2 separate regions of the Mus musculus genome follow, and region 2 is linked to region 1. Evidence: chromatin contacts called from ENCODE Hi-C or POLR2A ChIA-PET data. All regions are on one chromosome and are shown on one strand. Each heading gives the region's core, a stretch centred on a gene start or an enhancer-like site at or near the end of the contact. The rest is flanking DNA. Distances are from core to core; before and after follow the strand shown. Region 1 overlaps Abhd2 (abhydrolase domain containing 2). Region 2 holds the start of Abhd2 (abhydrolase domain containing 2).

Region 1 (4,186 bases), core at 1,257-3,756:
GTGTTCAATTGATGCTATGAATTTAGTAGTTACCAATTTTTATCTCAATCTGTTCTTCTCAGCATCTCTGTCCCCGCTACAGTGGGTATTCTACTTCATACCACAAACAGTGGGTATAAGTAAGGCAGAAATCAACTCTGATAAAATATGTTCTCGAGGGTAAATAGGTATGATTTCCAGATTTCCTGCCAGCATGTCATCGGTGAGGACGGACTGAGCATGCTGCCACAGAGAGTGAAGCACTGGCTTTGGAGCCCTGTGTCTTCAGCAGTGGGATGGAGATGACTTTGGGATGAGAATCTAGGGGTGGTGTAGTAACCACTTGGGATCTGTTCTCCATGGTTTGTAGGGAAATCTGTCCCTCCACTAAATTCCGGCAAGTTTCTACTCACATAGAAAGTTTATACTCTCCAGGTTTGGTTGAGGTCTACCTAATGACCGATTCCTGCTGGATTAAGAAGTTTTTGTTCTGTTGTTGTTTGGTTTTGGTGGTGGTTATTGTTGTTGTTTTGGGCACTGAGCCTTCTTAGAGCTCTTCAGCTACCTGCGGTGGCAACCTGCCATGTCACAATTAAGTCACAGAGATGGGAGAGTCAGGCTTGTGAAACACCCTCAGTCTCCACCCAGGTGAAGGGCTCTGGCTCAGTGTACACATGACATCGGGCTTGGCTACTTAACTTCTGGGGATGCCTATTCTGAAAGTTCATGATCTGCAACATTTGGGGGAACCTCTCCCAAGGTCAGTGGCTGATGGGGAACCGTGTGTAGCTTCCCAGGAAGGAAGAGGTTCCATAACCACCTTGACTTCTTGTGACAAGTGACACTAAAATGTCGTCCTTCCAGCAAGCCCCTAGACTACTGTGCTTAGTCGGATCATACAACTTGCTTGGTGATCTCGTACTATATGAAATGAAAGACTTTTATTAAGCATTGTATTTAGATGTTCATTGTGTTTGTGTGTGTGTGTATGTATGTATATGTGTATGCATACATATACACATGCTTTAGCACTCTTGTAAAGGTCAGAAGACAACTTGCAGGAGTCAGGTCCCTTATTCCACCATGAGGGTTCCAGGAATTGAACTCAGGTTGTCAGAGTTGGCAGCAAGCACCTTTACCTCCTGAGCCATTTTGACAACCCTAAGTCTTTTTTTTTTTTTTTTTTTTAATTTGGAATGATCAGGCCATAGCAGTGTGTGCTTTTCCTTTCTTGGTTTTGAATAAAGGAACATATTTTTTCTCTATAAAGAAATAAACGTGCATATTAATGACCAGTAGTATCTGGTAAGCTACTCATATGTTCTGTTCACTCCACCTACTTGTCTGTGTTTGTGATTCACTCAGGGTGCTCTTTAGTTCTACCTTCACAGTCCATCAGAGGCCCCTGCATCCCCTGTATCCCCTTGTTCCCCGGCATCTACTGCATCCCCTGCATCTTCTGAGACCTTCTCTATAGCCAATTCCTCTCTCTTCCTCTCATCAGAGGCCCCTGCACCCCCTATCACCAACCCCCATCTTTCTGTATCCAACTCCTCTTTCCTCCACTCCCCTTTACTGGTCTTATCTCCAGCTCTTTTAAGGGCAGGGATGTAACAGTAACTCTCTGCATGTGTCTTTTTCACACACACACACACACACACACACACACACACACACAAAAGATGTGTGCATCTCCAACTGTATTCCTTTTCTTCCTTTTGAAACAAGGTTTCACTATGGAGCCCAGGCTGCCCTAGGACTCACTATGTGGCACAAACTATGGGGCAATCCTCCTGCCCCAGCCTCCAGAGCAGCTGGTATTGAGCCACAGTTTTTCTCGGAGACTTGAGAACAAAGACCATCTTAGAAGGCTGTGTTCCACACAGCTGTTCCTTTGCACAGAAGCAATTCATGCTGATGTTTGTAGATTTTGGCAGGAACACGAACTATCAGAATGAGTAATTTCAGGACAGGAATGAAGGATTCCAGGGGGAGGAGGGACCTTGGTACGGTGGCACCTTGGATGAAGGGCTTTGAGTTATCTGCAGGATGGCTCTGCTTCAGATAGACAGGAAGGTATTCGAGCGAGCACCGAGGTCAGTGAGGACAGGAGCCGGTGTAAACAGCACCGTTGCAGTAACTGGCTCTGTCTTCCAGCAGTGCATCTCACCTGTCCAGATCTGTCCAGGGCCTCCAACCAGCATCCAGGCTAAGGATGCTAAGAAAGGTGATTGCTCTGCTGCGCCCTATCAGGCCCCCGTGCCCCTGTTCCCAGGGCTGTGGCTCGGCTTTGACCATTCCTGTAATTCCCAAAGATGAACTTCATACTGTTTAGCATTTGCACCTGTCCCATATTCTGCCCCTTGTCCATTGTGCCCTTTGGTGGTGTTTGCTAGTGAGCTTCTAATCCCAGTGCTCTGATCTCCACCACTGCTTCGTGGCCAGCTTCTAGCCAGGTCATATGCATGGTCTGGTGACAACAGCTGTCTGATTATACCCACGAGTCCAATGTCTGTAGGGGAAGAAAAGGAGGTCAGATCACATGGACTGTTGATTTCCCAGAAACGACATTGGACTCATTCCTCAGGGTGAGAAAGGGAAGCAGGGACCTTCAAGCTGGAAGCAACGATATCCGTAGACACTGGAATAGCCTGGACGCTGGAGGAAAAAGCCGGAGTGTCAAGACCATAGACCAGTTGAGAACGAAGGGCAGCACTGTTGGCCATTGGAGGCAGTGTTTCCCTGTGCCTTGGGAGAGGACTGTGTTTCCGCGGGGCTGACCCGCAGCCATCCTCCACAGTGGCCTCTTTCAGCTGCACTGAAAGCCCCAGCTGCACCTTTTCCGTCTCCCCCTTGCGACTCACCCCACTTTGGGAGCAGGGGCTGTTCTCTCACAGTCTCCTCTGTGTGTGTCTCGCTTCCATGGGCTTTTGCGTTCATCTTTCCACCTTTAAAAACAAGATAAAACAAAACAGGGTCCCAGTGGTCACACAGACCTGCTCTCCCCCACCCCCACCCCCAGCTCTTTCCATTCTCTCTTCCTGGTTTTGGTTTTCTCTAGCACTGTTAGCTGCTGAGCAGTCCTTGAATAGTCAGGCCATCTTCTCCTTGCAAGCTTTGCCAGTGCTTCAGTGAATCACTTGCATTCACTCATGCTAGTGTCCGATAAACCAGAAACGGAACTGTGGGGTCAAAGAGACTTCTGGAGAAAAATTTGTCAGTGGCTGCCGTCCTGCCTCTCCCCCCAGCACCATGTGAGGGCCCGGTTATGCCCAAACTCATGGCAATCAGGACTCTGAATCTTGGGGATATTTGCCAAGGGGGGTGGATGAAAGATATTCTCTCTGTGATTTCCTTTTGTACTTTTTTTTTTTAAGGGACATTTTAATAATACATTTAAGAGCCTCTTTCTGTGTCCCTTCTTGCTGGTAGCCTCTGGCCAATGCCCTGGTGGTCACTAGCCAGTTCTGATCATTTGCAAGAGCTCCAGATAGCCCAGGGAAATGAGGCCTACGTGATGGGAATTGCAAATATTTGTTCCTGGTTTGTCCTTTGCCTTTAGACTTTGCATGTGGCATTTGCCATGCAGAGTTTTGTAATGTGTGCATAGTCAACATTTTCAATAGCTTCTTTGTGCCTTGTGGAGTTTTTGTTTTTCCTAGAAAGGTAATCCTTTCTAAGAAAGAAATCCTGCTTTGCTGCAGATTATTTTTTTTTAATCTGAATTTCTTATATCACATGCATGGTTTTATTTTCACTTTTAAATGCTTGATCCTTCTGATCTCCTCTTACTGTGAGGCGTGACCCCAGCTTACGGTTGTTCTAGACGGCTGTCCTCATTCACCCAGCAGCATTAATTAGACAGTCCGTCTTTATCTCATTTATTCAGGACGGTGGTTCTCTCACCTAGATAGATTTCCTGTATTTAGGAACACCCGGTGCTCCTGAGCCCACACTGTCCACAGGCTGGAGTTTAACAGTGTGCTTTCCTGTGGGGGGTGGGGACAGTGCCTGGATGACCCCTCTGATGCACTTCTTTTTCTTAATTTCACCGGCTCCTTGACAGGGCATGTCCCCAGATGAGCATTTAAATGCTTTGTCTCAAATACAAAAATCCTATTGTTTTGCTTGTGCATCTGTTAAGTTTGCAGATGATTTGGGGAGAAACAACAACAGGCTTGTGGTGCAGATGTTTCCAGTACAGACT
Region 2 (3,970 bases), core at 969-3,468, 36 kb before region 1:
CCTGACACAGGAGGGAAAACCTACTTTTACTGTGGTGAGGTATCGGCCATTCACTGCAGTCACCTTTGTGGCTGGGATTCAAACTAGCGAACTCATCTGAGATCCCTGGAGTCACCACAGCCATCCCAAGGCCTGAGATGATGACTCAGCACTTACAGGCAGGAGGAGACCCATATCAGGCTGAGCCGGCTTCCTCAGCACGTGTGCAGCCCTGTGTATAGCCACCAACCAACTCTATTTAAAGGGAAGAACCAGAAAGCTGTAGCTCAGAACCAAGTGTGTGCACCCACACACGCACACACGCCTGCACCCACAGTCATGAATACAACTCTCTCGACTGGCAGCAAATCTATTTATATACATCCCCCATTTTTAAGACTTTCGTTTTAATCAACAATTGTGCATACTTACGGCTCTCCAACCACACGATGCTTTGGTACCTGTGTATTAGTGAGGTGACTACATCCAGTTGGTTAATATCCTTATCTGGTGACAAACCCAGAGCTCATCTCTCACGGTCTAAACCATCTCAGCAGAAGAGAACTCATGACCATGGGGGAGGTTGTTTCTTAGTGAAATCCTTTGCTACCAAAGCCTGGCCTTCTCTTTGTCAAGAGAGAGCAGATTACAGAGGAATAAATAAATATTGAGGAGAAACTTTATTGAGGTAACATGACAACTGGGGGAAAACCGAAGAGCAATGGAGCCTCTCCTCCTCTCTACTGTCCCACAGTTATGGGTGCTTTGAAAGGTCTGGGGTTCAATGCAGTTCCAAGAGTCTTTCCGTCCACACTCTGGGGTGTCCCATACCTTCAAAATGAGAAATGGGGGAGTCTGAGGGATATTTTAGAGGGACTTCTGGATCCGCACTAAGTAGCCTTCAAAGGCTGCTACTTGCTCACATTGCTTTGTTTGTTTGTGACAAGGCCTCATTGTGACAGAGGAGGACTCATTATGTAGCTTCAAAGTAAAGCAATCCTCCTGCCTCAGCTTCCTGCTGGAATAACAAACAGGAGACCGGTGCTGGCTCCTCCTCCTTGAGTTGGCTCATGCTTTCCTTGTCGGGGTCCGGAAATGTATTAAGAGAAAATTTAACATTGCTTCAAATCTAAATTCCTTCCTCTGGCTATGTGTTCCTTCTGTCTCCTGCCTCTTCTCTTGGAGCCACACTGCGTGCCTTGGCAGTGTGTCGGTGGCTGCCTCACTGGAGCTCCCTTTCGGGTTGTCAGTATTCTCTCCATCAGGCACGTGCCGTTGCGAACAGAGCCTCAGGTTCACAGAATGGTAGAACCCAGTCTAGGTGCATGGATGGAGAGGGTGAGTGATGAATAGCTAGTCTTGATAAACGCCCGTGGAACACCACGCACTGTACTGATCTTCTATCAGCAACCAGCACTTACCAAATATAGTCAGTGAGAACTCTAAAAGGCTAAAAGGCACGGCCAAGACTGCAGTCTGACTTCAAAGGTCACTTCTTCCAAGTGGCCTCCAACCACAAGGGCTGGTTAAAAGCTGAAAGATCATAGGGACTGTAACAGGTCCATAAAGTCCTGCATGTTCCCACCCACTTCCCTAGCTGAAAGAGGTCAAAGGCTGCTGCCTCCACCTCTTTGTCGCCTCCACCTCTTGCTTTCTGGTTTAGTGACTCACCACCTCTGCTCTACTAAGTTAGGACTCCACACTTCAAACACCTACGTCCTGAGCTACAGGTTCATCTTCCTGGGCACACCAGTGCTGAGAACCCCACGGCTGGGCTATCTCTTTCCCCAGTTCATCTCTATAAGACTCCGGACCTTTCTGCCCCAGAACTCAGAAAGCCATCACAATAGGCCCTCTCCTCTACTCCGTATCATCAACCATCAAACATAACCCATCCTTTAGCCGGCTCCCCTTATCCCGCCCCTCGGGGAGGACCTTACCCAATAGCATCTAGGCCCACTGGCTAAAGACATCAAAAGTAACCAATTATAGGAGAATTGCCCGCTAAGAATCTCCGCCTCCACCTTGAGGAGCAGTCCTACTGACCAATGGGCCACCATATAGACGCAACAAGCGCGATGAACAAATAGAGTGGCGGCTGGGTGATCCAATGGACACTGGGAGAGCCTTGCTTGGGGGCGTAGCAGAGGCGGTCGTCAGGGGCGTGGCGGCAGTTGCCTGGGCGGGGCCGGTAGCGGCGGGAGCTGCGCTGGCCAGGGGTTCCGGCTGTATTTCTATGAGCGCAGCCGGCAGCTGCGGAGCTGCGGGAACCGGACTCCGGGCGGGTTGGACTGCTGGAGTCAATGAGAGAAGGTAAGACCTCGGCTGGGCGAGTTCCACCAAACAGGGATCGCGCCTTGGATGCGTCGGGCCAGAACCCCGAGTTACCCGGTCCCCAGCGTGGCTCGGCCCATCGCGCCGCAGCTTGAGTGCTCCGGATCCGTGGGGACTGTTTGGGGGACTGTCACCTGGCACTGCGGGGATCTAGAGGGCCAGCTTGTCTGATGACGGGGCAGCCCAACCCATTGGTGGGATACGCCTTCCTAAAGGTCCTTTGTCCTCTCCTGCTCGAGGAACCGAGGTTGGGGACAAGGCCGACGGAGGCCTCCTGGCTGCCATCCCTCGCTCTGATCAATGCTGAAGTCTTGGTCCTGGGGGAGGTATCTGGCCGGCCAGACTCAGGGTAGAGAGTGCAGGATGCTGGAAACCTGAAAGGGCCTGACTACAAGCCCTTTCGATGGGCCGATGCATTTTGGGATCCCGGGGCTCACCTACGACCGATGGGTTCAAGTTGTAGGGAAGCAATTTTTGACCTACTTGGAGGCGCACTTTATTGAGCTTGTGGGGCAACTGTTCTAGGTGCTTCGTGGGCTTTCCCCACAAGATCTGTCCAGCAGCGCCCCGGGCTGCCTGCCAGGCCGAGCAGCCAGAGCATCGACCTTGGAAGTGCCTAGCCAGAGGCCAGATGATAGCCACCTGTCTGGGATGCTTAGGAAGGGGAGAATTGTATGAGCCATCTGTGAGGCCCTTCTCCATCCACCCATGCACTCTGAACAACATTTATTGACTGTATCGAGGATGGGACTTACCGGAGTTGGCTAGATTCCAAGGGGATGTTGAATACACCCATAATGATCTTTTTTGAGGTCTTAGCTCTCAAATGCATGTGTGCATGCCTGCGTACAAATGGAATAGATTATATTGAATGCTGAGTTAATCAAGTGGTTCACCTTAAGTGCGCAGTTGGGGGTTCCACTTTCTGGTTCCTCTTTTGTGGTGCCCTCACCTCCAGCTGGTCAAGTTTTACCTGGCCCAGAGGCAGGTTCCAAGAACAGGCTTGGGAGAGATTGCAGGATTGGCAGAGTCAACATGATCTGTGCCCAGAGCTTTTCAAGGACCATTGGGTTACAGTCACACTAAGCAGAATGCATTTCCCCTCCTCACTGCCTCCCCTCATTTGCTTGACTAGGAAGGACATAATCCTCTGAAGGTCGGGAAGCAGAAGAAATAATTATAACCCGCTTTACCCAGGTGAAGATAAATGAAGCTTTGTCCGGGTAGGCAGCCAAAAGCAGCTCAGTCCACGCTGCTGGCGGTCAGCATGATATTTAGAAGCCAAAAGGCTGATGCTCATCTAACTCTTCCCCCTTATTGTACGGATGAAGAAACCTAAGGCCTGGGGTAGTCACAGCTGGCTGGTCATCACAGGGTCAGGACTAAGAGTTGTTCCATCCCTTGAACCCTAGGTCTAGGCAGGACATGATTTGAATTCTACTTCCGGCAGAGTTCTCATTCTTGAAGTTCTAGATGAGTCCAGAGGGGGTAGAAGCTCAGACTTTGGCATCTAAGTGCTTGGGTTTAAATCTTCGTTCTGCCTCTTCCTAGCTGTGTGACTTGGGGCAAGTTATCCAACTTCTCTGTATCAGTTTCCTGGCCAGTAAGGCAAGGAATGATGCTGGTACTTTGGTTAAAAGATTAGAGAAATATGCGC

Evidence for each region. Hi-C counts contacts between places; a loop is a spot of excess contacts on that map. ChIA-PET counts read pairs that join two places held with the same protein, here RNA polymerase II (POLR2A).
Region 2: a loop to region 1 is called in a map of heart, with 2.5 times the contacts of the local background. The contact joins the promoter of Abhd2 here to the enhancer-like site in region 1. A Hi-C loop is called at or near these places in 7 of 37 maps with a recorded cell type or tissue (heart and left cerebral cortex). POLR2A ChIA-PET finds 5 or more read pairs at or near these places in 4 of 5 experiments (Patski and embryonic stem cell).

What each region holds. Positions count from the first base shown.
Region 1 is chr7:79,306,850-79,311,035 of GRCm38, forward strand. All of the region lies in intron 3 of Abhd2 (abhydrolase domain containing 2), which reads left to right. Among named protein-coding and RNA genes, the nearest start is that of Gm39041, 10 kb to the left of the region's middle. Within about 2 kb of position 2,507, at least 1 of the 3 ENCODE cell types and tissues checked has a DNase peak (open chromatin) inside an H3K27ac peak, as active enhancers do; it is heart, where a contact is called at or near this core.
Region 2 is chr7:79,271,048-79,275,017 of GRCm38, forward strand. It overlaps Abhd2 (abhydrolase domain containing 2), which reads left to right and starts at 2,219. Exons shown (of 11, transcript NM_018811.6): 1 at 2,219-2,292. It overlaps Gm31510 (predicted gene, 31510), which reads right to left and starts at 1,982. Exons shown (of 2, transcript NR_169073.1): 1 at 1,920-1,982; 2 at 645-810.